2 separate regions of the Homo sapiens genome follow, and region 2 is linked to region 1. Evidence: read pairs that join two places in POLR2A ChIA-PET (ENCODE). Cell type or tissue: Caco-2. All regions are shown on one strand. Links, peaks and the distances in the headings refer to the core of each region. The heading gives the core; the rest is flanking DNA. Region 1 has its middle 17 kb from the start of CHKA-DT. Region 2 overlaps CHKA (choline kinase alpha).

Region 1 (10,031 bases), core at 1,136-9,135:
AGGCCGAGGTGGGTGGATCACGAGGTCAGGAGAGTGAGACCTCCTGGCCAACATGGTGAAACCCCGTCTCTACTAAAAATACAAAAATTAGCGGGGTGTGGTGGCGTGCGTCTTTAGTCCCAGCTACTAGGGAGGCTGAGGCAAGAGAATCACTTGAACCCATGGGGCGGAGAGGAGCCGAGATCGCGCCACTGCACTCCAGCCTGAGCGACAGAGTGAGACTCTGTCTAAAAATAAATAAATACATAAAAAATAAAAGAAGATAAAGAGGAGTTTTTGGTGGACTTGTAGAATTCAGGGTCTGGGATCACACAGACCTAGGTTTGAGCATAGATTCAGCCACTTATTGGCTGAAACGTTTGTCTTTCTGAGCCTCCGTTTCTTCATCTGTGAAATGGGTGCTCATGAAGCTTTGGCAAGGCTGAAGTGAAGTGACTCATCAGATGTGTCCAACATAGTGCCTGGCCTTGGGTCAGCTCTCCATAAGGCCCTGATCTTGGCTGTTAGAGAGTTTCCTGAGACAGAGGCTGGGCCGGGCACTTGCTGTTTGGAGAAGGGGAGGAGACATTATTCTCGCTTCTCCAAGAGAACATTCCATCCTCAACTGTCTCTCACACTCTGAGCTCCAGCCTGTACCTGCCACCTCCCCAGACTCCATCCAGCTCCTGCTGCCAAGGTGAGGAAGAAAGGATGGCCACCATCAGCAGGGCTGGCGACAGTGGGGCCTGCGTTTCCCCGTCCGGGTCATTCACTACTTCTGACTCCTAGAGTCCATTACCCCCTCTTTGGAAAGGTCACCTCCCCATTCTCAGTTCATGTGGCTCAGGGAGGAGAGGCCTTTTCTGACCCCAGCCTACTCCATGGCTGGCCTATGAGAGGGCGCACCCCCCGGGCACTGCGACTGGTCAGGGATGAACATATCACCAAGCCTGGCCAATGAGATGCAGCCTGGGGACTTCAGCTGGGACCCTGAGGCAAGGTGACCTCTCTCCACTGGGGTAGCCTCATGGGCAGCAATGGAGCTGGCCTGAAGCTGCAGACCACCATATTGCTGTCGCAGGAGAGAGGCTGCCAGGGAGGAAGCTGGACCGCCAGACGTGCGTCTGCAAGCCCAGGTGCCTCAACCTGCAGCCCAGAGAAAACCTCCAGGCCTCTGCCAACCTGCCCCGGTGCAGCAAGAGTCCAGCCTGGGCAAGGGGATTCGGAGGCTTGAGCTCGGGCCCCAGGCCAGCCCCAGCACTGATCTGCGCAGGACCCAGGGCCAAGCACTGCCTTGTTCTGAACTTCTGTCAACAGCAGGCCCTGTCCCTGCCCTGTGGAGTGCACAGGGCTGACAAGGCCCAGGCAAGGAGACAAGGTGGACAGGTGAGGGCCATGGCAGTCCCCTACTCCACAGGGCAGCAGCCCCAGGAGAGGGAGGGGAGGCAGGCTGGCCCACCCTGCTCCCCTCACCCTGCCATGCCAGTCCCTGACCGGCATCCTGGCCTCCCACAGGGCACTGACCCACAGCCAGGGAGAAACAGACGAGCTGGAAGCTTCACACTCCTGGGTTTGAATTCGCACCCCACCACCTCCCAACTGTGTGATTTGGGGCAAATGACATCACCTCTTTGAGCCTCACTTTCCTCATCTGCTACCAGGAAATGGAAAGAGCGCCTCATCGGCCATCGCCGCAGGCACTGGGCTTGTGTGTCCCCGATGTCGCCCTGGTTTATCTCCACGTCCCCATGAGAGACGCCACCACTGCCTGTTCCAAATGAGGAAACAGGAAAATGAGACTCAGGCACATGAAGCGACCAAAAAACCACAAACCCACAGAACTGGCAGAGCCGGGCTCGCACCCCCAGCTTTCCTGTTCTAAAGCCAGTCCTGCCTCAGCCTCCTGGGGCCTGGCACCCGGTGAGTGCTTGGCACAGGGGCTTGGCACCGGTGAGTGCTTGGCAAATGCTGGCTATTATCCTAGAAGGACATTTCTTGGGGTAGGAGGCCCTGGCTGCTTGTTGAGCTGCCCCACACCTGGTGTCCCTTCTGCAATGTGGAATTCCCCATTGAGGGGGTCTTGTTGAGCGCGGGGACCAGAGCCTTGTTCCTCCATTCCCCAGCCTCTAGAGCTCAGGCCTATAGGCCCAGCTGCTTTGCCTTAACACCTCTGCCTCATCAAGGTTCAGTTGGGAAAATGGCATTTCAAGCAGGAAAGGACTGAACACGGGGAATTTGAGGCTTGCAAAACCTTCCAAAGAGCTGAGGGGCAGCCACACCTGGTCCAGAAGTTAGGATTTGTAGCCTGGCATGGTGGTGCACGCCTGTGGTCCCAGCTACTCAAGAGGCTGGGGCAGGAGGACTGCTTGAGCCTGGGAGGTCAAGGCTGCAATGAGCCATGATTGCACCACTGCACTCCAGCCTGGGTGACAGAAAGAGACCCTGTCTTAAGAAAAAGAAAGAAAAGAAACTAGGACTGGAGGAATTGCAGGAGCATGCACCACTCGGAGGGGGGCTGGTCAGCCCCAGGAGACCCCCAGAAGTCACTGGCAAAGTGTCACATCTGGCAAAGCCCACCCCTGCCTGCCACTGCACCTCCCCACAGCCTTCCAGGTGTCAGGCAAATGCCCGTGACTGACAGGCTGTAACCCAGAACCCTGCTGCAGGGGCTTCAAGGAAACGTGGCTGTCAGGCTTCCAGCCCCTGCAGCCCCCTGCAGCCACAGAGCAGGGAAAATGGTGCTGAGTGTCCAAGGCCCTCAGCCCTAAGAGGACTGCAAAGTGCCCTGCACTGACCTGGCACACAGGTGCCCCCAATGCAATGCCGCCTCCTGCTCCTCATGCGTGTGGTCCTGGGCAGGTTGCCAAATTGCTCTGTGCCTGCCTCCTTGTCTGCAAAATCAAGATAATAATAACCCCCACCCCACAGGGCTAATGTGAGTATTCTTTGTGATAATCCATGTAGGAAGTTTGGCACAGGGGCCTGGCACCCAGTGAGAGCTCAACAAATACTGGCTGTTATTGTCTTAGAGGACATTTCTCGGGGTAGGAATCCCTGGCTGCTTGTTTAGCTGCCCTGCATCTGGTGCCCCTTCTGCAATGAGGAATTCCCCACTGAGGGGGTCTTGTTGAGCATGGGGACCAGAGACTTGCCCCTCCATTTCCCAGCCTCTAGAGCTCAGGCCTATAGATTCCTCCACAAAGAATCCGGGCCCACTGGGACCTCTTCCCAGTGGCTATGGCTGCAGCGTCCCAGAGTGGCACTGTCCCTGATGGTGACATCCACAGTGTCAGCAGTGGTTACAGCGGCCCCTAGACCAGCCTATTCCTGGGGTAACCCAGGCTGTGGGGCAGCTTCCTGCCTCCTTGAGCTCCTCCTTCTTTCCAAGCCAGGTTTCCTAGCCTTCCCAGGGGTCTAAGAAAAACCTTCCAATAAATTATTTTGCGTCTTAACGTGGGTCGGGACCTTGTCTGCAACCTTGGGGCTGTGACATGGGGCTGTGGTTCTCACAATTCTGGGGAAAGATTTGAGAGTGAATGAAGGTACCAGGACACATCCGTGGATGGGAAAATATGTGGCCACTGAAGGTGGTATTTTCTTTTTTTTTTTTTTTTTTCAGATGGAGTCTTGCTTTGTCATCCAGGCTGCGGGTGCAATCTCGGCTCACTGCAACCTCCACCTCCCGGGTTCAAGCAATTCTCCTGCTTCAGCCTCCTGAATAGCTGGGACTACAGGCATGCACCACCATGCCCAGCCCATTTTTGTATTTTTAGTAGAGACAGGATTTCACCGTGTTGGCCAGGCTGGTCTTGAACTCCTGACCTCAAGTTATCTGCCTGCCTTGGCCTCCCAAAGTGCTGGGATTAAAGGCGTGAGCAACTGCGCCTGGCCTGAAGGTGGTATTTTCAAAGAACATTTGCAATGACTTGGGGGGACGGGCGCAGTAGCTTATTATGCCTGACATCCCAGCTACTTGGGAGGCTGATGTGGGAATATCACTTGAGCCCAGGAGTTCGAGGCTGCAGTGAGCTATGATTGTGCCACTGCACTCCAGCCTGGGCGACAGAGCGAGACCTCATGTCTGAAAAATGAAAAAAATTACTCAGGAGCCAGGGGCAACGATCGTGCTAAATGTTTCAGTTGAAGTGCAACTGACATGTAATAAAGTCCACAAACCTTAAGGTATAACTCAATTTTTTTGTATGGTGGTAAAATAGATATAACATAAAATCTAACATCTTCACCATTTTTAAGTGTACGGCTCAGTGGTGTTAAATACATTCACAACATGACTCAACTTTTTTTTTTTTTTTTTTTGAGACAGAGTTTCGCTCTTGTCGCTTAGGCTGGAGTGCAGTGGCGCAATCATAGTTCACTGCAACCTTCACTTCCCAGGTTCAAGCGATTCTCCTGCCTCAGCCTCCTGAGTAGCTGGGATTAGCGCCTGCCATCATTCCTGGCTAATTTTTATACTTTTAGTAGGGTTTCACCATGCTGGCCAGGCTGGTCTTGAACTCCTGACCTCAAGTGATCTAGCCACCTCAGCTTCCCAAAGTGCTGGAATTAAAGCCATGAGCCACCGTGCCCAGCCCCAAGTATCTTTTATGTCTTTATTTCTTTTTTTTTTTCTTTTGAGATGGAGTTTCGCTCGTCACCCAGGCTGGAGTGCAATTGCGCGATCTTGGCTCACCGCAAACTCTGCCTCCCGGGTTCAAGCGATTCTCCTACCTCAGCCTCCCGAGTAGCTGGGATTACAGGCATGTGCCACCATGCCCGGCTAATTTTGTATTTTTAGTAGAGACAGGGTTTCTCCATGTTGGTCAGGCTGGTCTCTAACTCCCAACCTCTGGTGATCCACCTACCTTGGCCTCCCAAAGTGCTGGGATTACAGGTGTGAGCCACCACTCCTGGCCTTCTTTTTTTTTTTTTTTAAGATGGAATCTTGCTCTGTCCTCCAGGCTAGAGTGCAGTTGCGTGATCTTGGCTCTCTGCAAACTCTGCCTCCCGTGTTCAAGCGATTCTCCTGCCTCAGACTCCCGAGTAGCTGGGATTACGGGTGCCCACCACCATGCTCAGCTAATCTTATGTATTTTTTTTAGTAGAGACAGGGGTTTCACCATGTTGGCCAGGCTGGTCTTAAACTCCTGACCTCAGGTGATCCACCCACCTTGGCCTCCCAAAATGCTAGGATTACAGGCATGAGCTACTGTGCCCGGCTAACTCAATTATTTTTGACAAGCCATATGCCTGTGTACCCACCACCTAGCTCAAGATACAGAACATTTCCAGCCCCCAGAAGGCTCCCAAGTGCCTCTTCTCAGACAACACTTGCCAAAAGTAAACCATTATCCTGAACATTATCCTCAAACTCCCATAGATTAGTTTTGCCTCTTCTAGAGCCCCAAATAGGCAGTATCACACAAGCACACTCTTTTGCCTGCCTTCCTTCGCTTCATGTATGTCTGGAAGATTCCCCTTCATTGTCAAGTACATGGGCACTCACTGTTCTTCACTGCTTTGTGGTATCCAATCGCATGATGGGAAAGGCAAATAAAATCTTGGAATCCCAATTCACTCTGCCAAAAGAAAAAAATTAAGCTGAAAGCTGAGTCAGGCAAGAAGCTGCTTCTCCTTTTGTTCCTAAGCAGAGAGCCACGGATAAAAGGTTAAATATCTACACTCTGCATTCACCTTATCTTGTGTAAAATGCCGATGTAGAAGCACTAGATGAATATGTCACTATTCCCCTCCCTGCTCCTTTTCTCTTCCAACATACGGATTTAATAATGTGACCATCCCCTCCCTCCTTCCCCTCCAGCCTGCTTTTCCCCTTTAAATACTGAAGCCCTCAAAATCATCTTTGATGATTGGGGCTCAGACTGGGAGAGCTCTTGGCTTTGCAGAGAAAAGAATTCAAGGGTGAGCAAACAAGACAGAGCAAAGCAAACACAAGTTTATTAGAGCAACAGTGCAGGAAAATGGCTGCTCCGTAGAGCAGTAGCGGCAGCCCTCGTGGATTGCTGGCCAGCTATATTTATGTCTATTCCTTCATTATATGCTAAATAAAGGACAGGCTATTCACGAGTTTTCTGCAAAAGGAGTGGGGAGTTTCTGGAAGCAAGGGTTTCTACCTTTTTTTAATTTTTATTTTATTTATTTATTCATTCATTCATTCTTTCTTTCTTTCTTTTGAGATGGAGTTTCGCTCTTGTTGCCCAGGCTGGAGTACAGTGGCATGATCTTGGCTCATGGAAACCTCCGCCTCCCGGGTTCAAGTGATTCTCCTGCCTCAGCCTCCCGAGTAGCTGGGATCACAGGCGATGAGCCACCAAGCCTGGCTAATTTTGTATTTTAGTAGAGACGGAGTTTCACCATGTTGGTCAGGGTGACCTCAGGTGATCTGTCCCACCTCGGCCTCCCAAAGTGCTGGGATTACAGGCGTGAGCCAGCCTGGCTTTTTTTTTTTTTTTTTTAATTTGAGACAGAGTCTTGCTCTGTCTCCCAGGCTGGAGTGCAGTGGCGCCATCTCGGCTCACGGAAACCTCCGCCTCCCGGGTTCAAGCGATTCTCCTGCCTCAGCCTCCTAAGTAACTGGGACTACAGGTGCCTGCCACCACGCCCGGCTAATTTTTGTATTTTTCGTAGAGACGGGGTTTCACCACGTTAGCCAGGATGGTCTCGATCTCCTGACCTCGTGATCCACCCGCCTCCCAAAGTGCTGGGATTACAGGCGTGAAACACCACACTGGGCCTCTACCCTTTTTAAACTGTATAAGGTAGCTTCTGGGAGTGGCCACAGTATTTGTAAACTGTCACGGTGCTGGCGGGAGTGTCTTTCAGCATGCGAAGGCATTATAATTAGTGCACAATGAACAATGAGGGCATCTAGAGGTTGCTTTGGTCACCGTGTTGGTTTTAGCTAGTTTTGGCCAATGTCTTTCCTGCATCCTCTTTTGATCAGATCATGTTTTGTTCAGCAAGGTCTTGTGACTGGTGCTCAGAAAACAAGTCCTGCTGATCTCTAACCTTATTCCTTCCCGGAGAGACTGTAGAGTCCTCTTCAATCTTTGTTTTGTTTTGTTTTGTTTTGAGCCCGAGTCTCGCTCTGTCGCCCAGGCTGGAGTGCAGTGGCGTGATCTCAGCTCACTGCAAGCTCCGCCTCCCAGGTTCATGCCTTTGTCCTGCCTCAGCCTCCCAAGTAGCTGGGACTACAGGCGCCCACCACCATGCCTGGCTAATTTTTTTTGTATTTTTAGTAGAGATGGGGTTTTACCGTGTTAGCCAGGATGGTCTGTATCTCCTGACCTCGTGATCCACCCGTCTCGGCCTCCCAAAGTGCTGGGATTACAGGCGTGAGCCATCGCACCAGACCTTTTTTTTTTTTTTTTGGACAGAGTCTTGCTCTCTCACCCAGGCTGGAGTGCAGTGGCACCATGTTGGCTCACTGCAACCTCTGCCTCAGCCTCCTGAGTAGCTGGGATTAAAGGCGCACGCCACTACTGCATGGATAATTTTTTGTACTTTGAGTAGAGACGGGGCTTCACCATGTTGGCCAGGCTACTCTCCAACTCCTGACCTCAGGTGATCCGCCTGCTTCGGCCTCCCAAAGTGCTGGGATGACAGGCGTCAGACTCCTCCTTAATCTTAAAAAGTGGTAGAAGGGCAGAGGTCCACCCTCTACAACTGCTTCCTGCTGATCTTATGGGCATAGGCTCTGCCTGGTGTTGGAGGAGTGAAAATCTCTGGTTGCCTGATCTAAGGACCCCAAAGGCAGGAGATCTTTATTTTCCAGGCTAGAAGACAGGATGGGTCAGAAACCTAGTGCAAGCATCATTTCCACATGGAATTGTTATAATCTAGAAGACACGAACTTTACTAAGAGGTTAAATAAGTAAAGGCCAAACAAAGATCAATAGTAACAAGAGAGCTATTAAAGGTCCTAGGTAAAAACCAAGTCACTGCCGGTAGAAACCCCTTATGGAATTCCGCATAGTAGTCTGGGTATTGGGGTTGTGAACACCATGTAGCCACTTGGCTTGTTCTTTTTTTTTTTTTTTTTTTTTTTTTTTTTTGAGACGCAGTCTTGCTCTGTTGCCAGGCTGGAGTACAATGGCGCAATCTTGGCTCACTGCAACCTCTACCTCCTGGCTTCAAGCGATTCTCCTGCCTCAGCCTCCTGAGTAGCTGAGACTACAGGTGTGCACCACCACACCCAGCTAATTTTTGTATTTTTAGTAGAGGCAGGGTTTCACCATGTTGGCCAGGATGATTTCGATCTCTTGACCTTGTGATCCACCCGCCTCAGCCTCCCAAAGTGCTGGGATTACAGGCGTGAGCCAACATGCCTGGCCCTTTTTTTTTTTTCTTTTTCTTTTTTTTTTTGGAGACAGGGTCCCACTCTGTCTCCCAGGCTGGAATGCAGTGGCATAATCTTGGCCTACTGCAGCCTCTGCCTCCCAGGTTCACACAATTCTCCTCCCTCAGCCTCCGGAGTAGCTGGGATTACAGACATGTGCCTCCATGCCTGGCTAATTTTTGTATTTTTCCTAGAGATGGGGTTTCACCATGTTGGCCAGGCTGGTCTCCAACTCCTGACCTCAAGTGATTCACCCTCCTTGGCCTCCAAAAGCACTGGACGTGAGCCACTGTGCCCAGCCTTGTTCATATATTTTGTCGGTATCTTCCTCTACTTGACCTGAGTTGTTTACATAGGTACAGCAGGTTTTATTAATCACAGCATATACCTGTCATTGTTCAGCCAACAAATAGTCTAATGCCAATCTATTATCCATAACTATATCTGCTATAGAATCGAGAGAGTCTCAATTTATCTAAAGTATCTCCCATTTTATAAGAAGGTATGTAGAGTGAAAAGTAAAGTTTTGAAGAGTTGCCTCATGTTAGGCAAATCCTCCCCATGGGGCCAACAAGCCCACAGCAGCCCTGACCCCAGACAACAGAAGGCCAATTGCTCACTTAGTGCTTGGGCAAGTGATGTTGTATAATTGTATATTAGAAGGCTTCGCCTGTCTTTTTTTTGTTTTGTTTTGTTTTTGTTTTTGTTTTTGTTTTGAGACAGAGTCTTGCTGTGTCGCCCAGGCTGGAGTGCAGTGGCACGATCTCGGCTCACTGCAAGCTCCGCCTCCTGGGTTCACGCCATTCTCCTGTCTCAACCTCCCGAGTAGCTGGGACTACAGGCGCCTGCCACCACGCCCGACTCTATTTTTGTATTTTTAGTAGAGACAGGGTTTCACCATGTTAGCCAGGATGGTCTTGATCTCCTGACCTCGTGATCCGCCCGCCTAGGCCTCTCAAAGTGCTGGGATTACAGGCGTGAGCCACCGCGCCCGGCCGGCTTCACCTGTCTTACTATATGTTGACCTTTGAGCCAAATGTTATCAACACATTGGTACCCGTGGTCTCAAATGAGGAATGAGTTGTTTATAGGCTGATTGATTTAGTGGGCATCCATATAGCCACAGATATCCACTGTGGGTCACAGACTGGAATGGGATGGGAGCTGTTAAGGTTAAGTACCGCTGGGCGCAGTGGCTCACGCCTGTAATCCCAGCACTTTGGGAGGCCAAGGCAGGCGGATCACTGGAGGTCAGGAGTTTTGAGACCAGCCTGGCCAACATGGCAAAACCCTGTCTCTACTAAAAATACAAAATTAGCCAGGTGTGGTGGCACATGCCTGTAATCCCAGCTACTTGGGAGGCTGAGGATCACGCCACTGTACTCCAGCCTGGGAGACAGAGCAAGACTGTGTCTCAAAAAAAAAAAAAAAGGTTAAGTACCTGTGTTATTCAAGGGGTGCTTTGGTTTAAGCATGAATGGGATGGGGGGAAAGTAGTAATTTAATGTGATACCAGTATTATGGGGAGCAGTTATGGGAATTGAGAAAGACACTGTTGTTTGTAGAGGGACTAAGGCCCTCCAAGGGGGACAAGAAGAATTATAATTGGTGGTACCATCAGGGAAAATATGTGTGGAATTCCAAGGCGAGGAAATATAGTGAGGCCTGGCTGACTCTCCCTCCCCCTACCCACTTC
Region 2 (8,000 bases), core at 1-8,000, 50 kb after region 1:
TGGGAGGCCAAGGCAGGTGGATTGCTTGAGTCCAGGAGTTTGAAACCAGCCTGGGCAACATGGCCAAACCCTATCTCTATAAAAAAATAGCTGGGCGTGGTGGCATGTGCCTGTGGTCCCAGCAACTTTGGAGGCTGAGGTGAGAAGATCTCTTAAGCCCAGGAGGTGGAGATTGCAGTGAGCCAAGATCATGCCACTGCACTGCAGCCTGGGGGACAGAGAGAGACCCCGTCTCAAAAAAAAAAAAAAAAAACCCAAAAAAAACTGGATGGGAAATTAGTAGTTTTCTATACGGATAATAAGCATACCTCTAACAATCTGACAGTTGACATAGACAACAAACTGATTTTTGTTAGAAAAAAACTATTTCTTTGCTTCTTAGGTGGGAATCTATATTTTCAATATAATTATTCAGTTGGTCGAGTCCTTAGTTCAAACACACTTTTTTGGTTGTAGTTTAAACTTAGGAAACCATGAAGCCTAGAGTCTCAGAGTTAAGTATATTTGGTTTCCTAGCTCTGCAGAGTTTAGCAGTCATACTTGTTGCCAGTTAAGAGTTTCAGATATTAATGGCCATTGGAGACTGTTGGTCATTGGGAGTACTGTGACAACATGAGGAGGGGAACCAAAATCAAGAACTCCAAAAGATGGCTATGGTACAAAAGAAGCAAAGTAGAGAACAGGCTTAGAAGCTTCTAAGATGCGAGCCAGGCAACAGCTGCTGTGTGCTTTAGAAGCTGAGCTGCCACACACTGTGCCGAGGATTTTAAATTCCTTTCCAAATATTTTCAAATCAGCTTTAAAGTTTCTATTATTTATTTTTGCTGTGATCTAGCTGTGATGAAATTGCTAATGTATAGCCAGCTCTTTAGAATGAATCTGGCCTATAATGGAAGGAGATATTTATGGTCTACAATGAGGGTTTTGTTCCTATCACAACAAAAAAAGCCAGAATTTATGATAAATTGTCAGGATTGATAAAAAATTGTCAAGATTTGCATTAATTGAGAGATGTGGCTGAGCAAATACAGAGCCCCCAATAATAAATCACATCATGGTTAAAGAGAGAATTAAATATAGTATGACTCAAGTCTTCTGCTTTCCTTCTTTTTGCTCTACCTTATGGGAAAGCATACACATATCCTATACATGTATGTGTACTTATACAATATAACTGGTATCTCCCAAGCCAACTTTATAAATGCAGCTATAATGTCCTTTAAGATGGGTTAGAATTCACTCCTTCTTTGAAAAATGTTAATTGAAGTCTACTGCACAAATAATAGGTCTATGTATTTTTTCAGAGTATTTTGCATTTTTCCTTAATTATATGACAGATTTAGTTTAGTATGTCCCTTCTTTCCATTTCTCTTCCTTGTTTTTAGCTTTTGAACATTTTACCTCTGTGAGAATCAGAGGTGGTAACATTTTACACGTTCTTTGATCAGCAAATGATTTACAGGTGACTTGGTTTAAAATAACTAGATGATTCTCAACTTTCTCATTTTTCTTCATCTTGGCATTATAAGATGTCTGATTTCCTTTATTTCCATAGTGACACTGAAATGACTGCTCTTTGGTACAGTTCTCTAAGGGTTAAGTGCCAGAAAGCCAAGGTAAAACTTTCTGATTGGGTTCAGCTCCACAGCTTCTGTCCCACAAACATCTGTCTCTTCTAGCCCCTATTTCTATCTAAGATGAGACGGAAACAAACTTCCTGACTGTATCCTGGAGTTTTTGTTTAGTATTTGTGTTAGTTTTAGGGTGCTTATGAAAATTCCTGTGTTTGGCAAGGTCAAGAATGGGTCCTTTTGAAAATATGAACAAGATAAGACACACACAACTATACAATATTATTTGTAGGAAATTATTAAACATAAAAATATTGGTCTGATCTTAATGCATGTGAGTATAATTTAGCGTCTGTTTTACATAGACTGTCTTTAATTTTAATGGAAATGAGATTATTTTCATTAGCTACATAGATTATGAAAACCAAACTCAACTGTAAAACTACCCTGAACTAAAGGAGGATAATTTAATAGAAGTTTTGAGAAGTAATAGTTCAGCCTTTGCATTGTGGAAAGAGATAGAATTGCTAGAAGAGAGCGTAAATGTATAAAATTAGCTATAAATGTAACTTGATTTTTTTCCTTTCTGATACTGGGAAGGAACATGAGCTCTGCAACGTCCAGTAGCAGCCTTTTCAGAGAAGCAAGTTTGGCTGATTACAAATAACCAGTTTGCTTATTTATCATGAATTGTGGAAGACACAAATGTCAGTACGTATTGTTCATTCAATGTAACCTGTGCCAGTTGGCGGAAGTCTCAGAGGATTGCTTTGTCCCTTCCTCTGTCAGAACAGTGACTCTGTGTTAAGCCACTTCCTTCTGTGCATGAGTGGAGAGATTTGGCCTCACCGTTATGAGCGGTCTCACAGGCATGAACGTTTATAATACACATCAAAGATCTCTCTTGAATGTTGTCTGGAAAATTGTTTTTGTTTGTTTTTTGAGTAATAGAAGGCTAATATTAGTGCTTGTTTGAGTACTAACCATAATAAAGGCATCAAGGCACAACGCAGATATGTATTAGCAACTTAAAAGAGTCAAATTTGAGACACTGTCCTTTTTAAATCTAGAAAACAAATGTCTTCCTCCCTATTTTCTCTTAGCCCCAGTTTAATTAAAAATTAAGCCACAATAAAATATGGAATAACTCATAAATAGTTAATATTAAACTACCAGCTACTGAGAAATCAGCTGCTAAAACCTATTTCTTTATGTTACTAAGGTCACACCATGCAAAGACCAGCATTGCTGGTACTCCTTGAAGGAGTCATGTCCCTGGTAACTGAATTCTATGAATTGCCACTGTTTTCCTCATTGTGTTAGGATCATTAGGAATTTAAGTTGTTCTGTTCACTCTGCTTTAAAAAAATTCCCTTATACTTTTGAGTATGGTTTAATTCTGTGTTCCTAAGGCAGTCAAAACTTCCTTCTCAGAAGTAAAACATTTTTCTAGTGTTGTGCGTTCCCATTTGGTCTAACCTAATATTTCTTTAGCTGATACTCTCCCAAGATAGTTGCCAAATTACTACCAATAGTCCTTCCATACCTGCTTTGGTGCCTTCTTTTGATAACCAAATAAACCACAGACTACTATGTCTAATTTTTACATATTCAGAGTGTCTTTGTCTTGCTGGTATTAAATGTTTGGGATTTATAGCATGAAGCCAATGCGGATTTCTGGTCCATGGAACGATGGTTTGACCGCAGCCCACCCCTCTTTGGGAAGGAATGTCTTTATGTTGGGTGGAGTGAAGGGCGTTGGGGGTAATGTACCACTTTAGCTGTATGTGCATGTGTTCTCTGCTGCAGGCTTGTCCATGCGATCGTGCCTGGAGCACTCTGGTTTCCAGGTGACAGACACGATTCACGGTATAGTATGAGACCTCTGAAGTTGGAGCATTCTCTACAGCTTTAATTTCTTTCTTTTAGTTCTTGGATTCAAGAATTGCTTTTAAAAAAGAAAGTTGTAATGCTTGTTAAGTAGCACCAGCTACAGTTTGTGCTGTGCTTAAAGAGGTACAGTGATTAAGATTTCAGAATGTTGTGTAATAAATATATCACTTATTTTTTTTGTCCAAAGCAAATCAGATTCCTTTCTTCTGTTTCCTCAGTAGAAAATGACAAACATTTAGGAATTTTAGAAATTTATGGGCCTCAACTTGATAACTTAATTGAAGTAATCAAGTTCTTCCTTCATATCACTTCCAGCATTAAGGAGACACCATATATATTTTGATATTTTGGTCAGAATTAGAAACAAACCTTCTTCTTTGTCCTTACCAGTCAGTATACTTTCATATGTCTTAGCTGGGTACCTGAGACCTTAGGGAGCTCTGCAGTGCTGACTTGATGTAGTGAAGGCACACTTCCCGTAAAAGTGTTGCTTGCAAGTCAACCTTTGGGATACTTAGAGGGAGGGTATTTTATTTAGTCTTGGAAGTCTGAGGAGTGTTGGGTCAGCAGGTTGCCCTAGATCAGACATAGATTTTGAGAAGGTCCTGAAATAGGCCTTTTTAAAACCTGGGCTTCCACTCACCTGTCTTTCTGCTGGCTTGTGTTGCCTAAAGTGTTTTAGAAGTTCTAGTTTCCTACGGATATTCATCAAGTCATCCAATTTTGAAATTATTAATGTCCAAAAAGATCAAGGTGTTTTAGGCTGGTCCTTGGGATAATTGAAGACACTCTAGAGACTACCATAAAATGTTAGAAATCACTTATCTGTTTAAATTCTTGTAATTCATATGTGCTTATTAAATAATCACATAAGCTATACTTTAAATCATTGCATTGAGATCTCACATTTTAATGTGTTCTGTAAAATGTTTTCAGAAAGTGCTAAAAGTGGCCGGGCATAGTGGCTCACACCTGTAATCCCAGCACTTTGGGAGGCTGAGGCGAGTTGGATCACTGAGGTCAGGAGTTCGAGAAAGAATGCTGTAAGAAACCATAAAAGCAAGAAATACGGGATGATTTCATTTTTTTTCATAGAAATCAGGAAGAAGTAAGGTTAGGGTCCATGATAACTCTGAGAAGAAAACATATTGCCAAGAAAATATACTGCAAAATGTTAATTGAAAGAGTCACATAACTCTTTCAATTCTATAGAATTGAACACATTCTATAGAGTCATGGTTCTCATGCTTTTTCCTGCCCCACCTCTCCTGAGATGGAACATAGCTTCATCATCAACAGGGACTTGGCAGGCCAGGGATTATAACAGATGCCACCCCTGTATTAAAAATTATTTCTCTCCTAGAGGGTTGAGTGTGGTGAGATAACCAGGGTGGGTATTAAGGGTCTCCGAAGCCACAGGCTACACAGTAAAGAAGTTCATGCCACTCCAAGACCAAATGGGCATCACAGCTACTGAATTGAATCCGAATGATGCACCATATCCTCCTATTCTCAGGGTGAATACGATGACCTGGGAGTTGTTTCAGTACTCAGCTCAGGAAGATAATACCAGATTAGTAGAAAGATGGATTATTTTCCGAGACCAAAATTTACATATCCTAGAAACTGAGGAAACTGAGTCTAGCTAACAGTAGGAATTTTTTTTTTTTTTTTTTTTTTTTTTTTGAGACAGCCTCCCACTGTCGCCCAAGCTAGAGTGCAATGGCGTGATCTTAGCTCGCGGCAACCTCTGCCTCTCAGGTTCAAGCGATTCTTATGCCTCAGTCCCCTGAGTAGCTGGGATTACAGGCATGTGCCACTATACCTGACTAATTTTTGTATTTTAAGTAGAGACAGGGTTTCACCATGTTGGTCAGGCTGGTCTCAAATTCCCAACCTCAGGTGATCCACCCACCTCGGCCTCCCAACGTGCTGGGATTACAGGCGTGAGCCACTGCACCCAGACAGGATTATTCTTACTTATTTATTTATAGGTCTCAAAGCATTTTTAAAAGGTCACAATCAATCTACCGTTTTATGTAAAGCCTTTAAAAGAGACAGTAAGCTGAATGATCCATTTAGTTATTTTTTGGTGAGGAAGGGGTGGTAGGAAGAAGAGAATGTCATCCATGTTTCTTAATTTTCTTTTTTTGTGTGTATTTTTCTTTTTTTCTATTAAAAAATGGATGGCACAATTTTTTTTCTATAAAAAACCTGTACTCTTATTTATATATCATTTTAGTTCAGCAGCCACCATTATATTTAACATAGTACCTATTTCTATTCTATATTATGATTTTTTTGTGTGTGTGTGTGAGATGAAGTCTCACTCTATTGCCCAGGCTGGAGTGCAGTGGTGTGATCTTGGCTCACTACAATCTCTGCCTCCCAGGTTCAAGCGATTCTCCCGCCTCAGCCTTCCAAGTAGCTGAGATTACAGGCACTTGCCACCAGACCCGGCTAATTTTTTTGTATTTTTAGTAGAGATTGGGTTTCACCATGTTGGCCAGGATGGTTTTGAACTCCTGACCTCAAATGATCCGCCCCCCTCAACCTCCCAAAGTGCTAAGGTTACCAATGTGAGCCACCATGCCTGGCTCATATTATATTATCCATAATTGATAATGATTTCGTTTCTTAAATAGCATTTCCAATTTATTTTGCTATTGATGACATGCTATTCTTTGTAGCTGATTCATCACTTTTTAAAATCTGTCTCACAGCAGCTCATGTAGTATTGGACGTTTAAAGATACTTTGAAGATAAATGTTTTGGGTGTTAAAGATGTTTTAAATGACATTTTTTTTTTTTGAGACGGAGTCTCGCTCTGTCGCCCAGGCTGGAGTGAAGTGGCACGATCTCTGCTCACTGCAAGCTCCGCCTCCCGGGTTCACGCCATTCTCCTGCCTCAGCCTCCCGAGTAGCTGGGACAACAGGCGCCCGCCACCGCGCCAGGCAATTTTTTGTATTTTTAGTAGAGACGGTGTTTCACTGTGTCAGCCAGGATGGTCTCAATCCCCTGACCTCGTGATCCGCCCATCTTGGCCTCCCAAAGTGTTGGGATTACAGGCGTGAGCCACCACGCCCAGCCAAATGACATTTAAATGATAACTATATGTGACTTAATGACACTTTCTTTATGCCGCTTTCACCCATTCTTACTATACACAGACTCTAGGGAAAACTGAGGTGCTGCTTTGTTTTCATCTCCCAAATGGGGCTTTATTCATTTAGTCATAAACCTACTTCCCTCAGTATTAGAGAAGTCTTTCATTAAGTACTGGCCAAATAAGTTTATTCTGTCTGATGGCTTAAATAGGTTAAAAGAAATATACCTGCTATATTGTGGAACATTAGGTAACTTAAAGTAGGTTTTTGAATCCTAAAATCATATAACACAAAATACAATAAAGGGACATCTCTTCCTCCTTGGTCCTGGAGTTGTCTTACCACTTATTGATTTTTTTTATTGTATTTTTATTTTATGAGACAGAGTCTCGCTGTCGCCAGGCTGGGGTGCAGTGGCGCGATCTTGGCTCACTGCAACCTCGGCCTCCTGGGTTCAAGTGATTCTCCTGCCTCAGCTTCCCGAGTAGCTGAGACTTACAGGCGCACATCACCACACCCAGCTAATTTTTGTATTTTTAGTAGAGAAGGGGTTTCACCATGTTGGCAAGGATGGTGTCGATCTCTTGACCTCGTGATCCGCCTGCCTCGGCCTCCCAAAGTGTTGGGATTACAGGCGTGAGCCACCGTGCCTGGCCCATTTTATTTTTAAAGCATGAAGTAGAACATTTTGAAAACCTGTGCTCTGTAATATGAATATTTACTGCTTTTCATAGTCTCATTTAAAATACAAAGCCTAAATAGCCGGGCGTGGTGGCACACACCTGTAATCCCAACTATTCCGGAGGCTGAGGTGGGAGAATCGCTTGAACCCAGGAGGTGGAGGTTGCAGTGAGCTGAGATTGCACCACTGCACTCTAGCCTGGGTGACAGAGTGAGACGCTGTCTCAAAAACAAAAAACAAAACAAACAAAAAAACCCCAAAGCCTTAAATTGCAATTTTGTTAGAAAAGTAACATTTGAAACCTTGTATCAAATGTATTTATTATAAAAATAATACACGCTTTTAAGCACTTTTTAAAGTATAGAAATAAAGTAAAAATGAAAGTCCTCTATTTTCTCATTTTACTCCATAGCTAATATAATTCAGACTTTCAGGAATTTAGTTTTTAAATTTAAAAGTTCTTGGCCAATCAAAAAATCTTTTTCAGGCTGGTCATGGTGGCTCATGCCTGTAATCTCAGCCCTTTGGGAGACTGTGGCAGGAGGATCACTTGAGCTCAGGAATTCAAGAGCAGCCTGGGTAACATAGTGAGATCTTGTCTCTACAAGAAAAAAAAAAAGGCTAGGTATGGTGGCACATGCCTGTGGTCCTGCTACTTGGGAGGCTAATACAGGAGGATTGCTCGACCTGGGGAGGTTGAGGCTGCAGTGAGCCCTATTCCTGCCACTGCACTCCAACCTGAGAGA

Evidence for each region. Peaks named below come from ENCODE experiments on the same cell type or tissue, not always from the same donor. Only the 100,000 strongest peaks of a DNase experiment are listed, where the experiment ranks them.
Region 2: POLR2A ChIA-PET joins it to region 1 with 6 read pairs; 9 of 35 experiments call an interaction of 5 or more read pairs at or near these places.

What each region holds. Positions count from the first base shown.
Region 1 is chr11:68,133,916-68,143,946 of GRCh38, reverse strand. No RefSeq gene overlaps it. Among named protein-coding and RNA genes, the nearest start is that of CHKA-DT, 17 kb to the right of the region's middle. RefSeq lists a silencer at 3,635-3,835. In Caco-2, for the core only: no CTCF peak of the experiment used is centred there; DNase peaks (open chromatin) are centred at 1,366 and 5,896; H3K4me3 peaks cover 465 bases.
Region 2 is chr11:68,085,261-68,093,260 of GRCh38, reverse strand. All of the region lies in intron 2 of CHKA (choline kinase alpha), which reads left to right. Among named protein-coding and RNA genes, the nearest start is that of CHKA, 32 kb to the left of the region's middle. In Caco-2, for the core only: no CTCF peak of the experiment used is centred there; no DNase peak of the experiment used is centred there.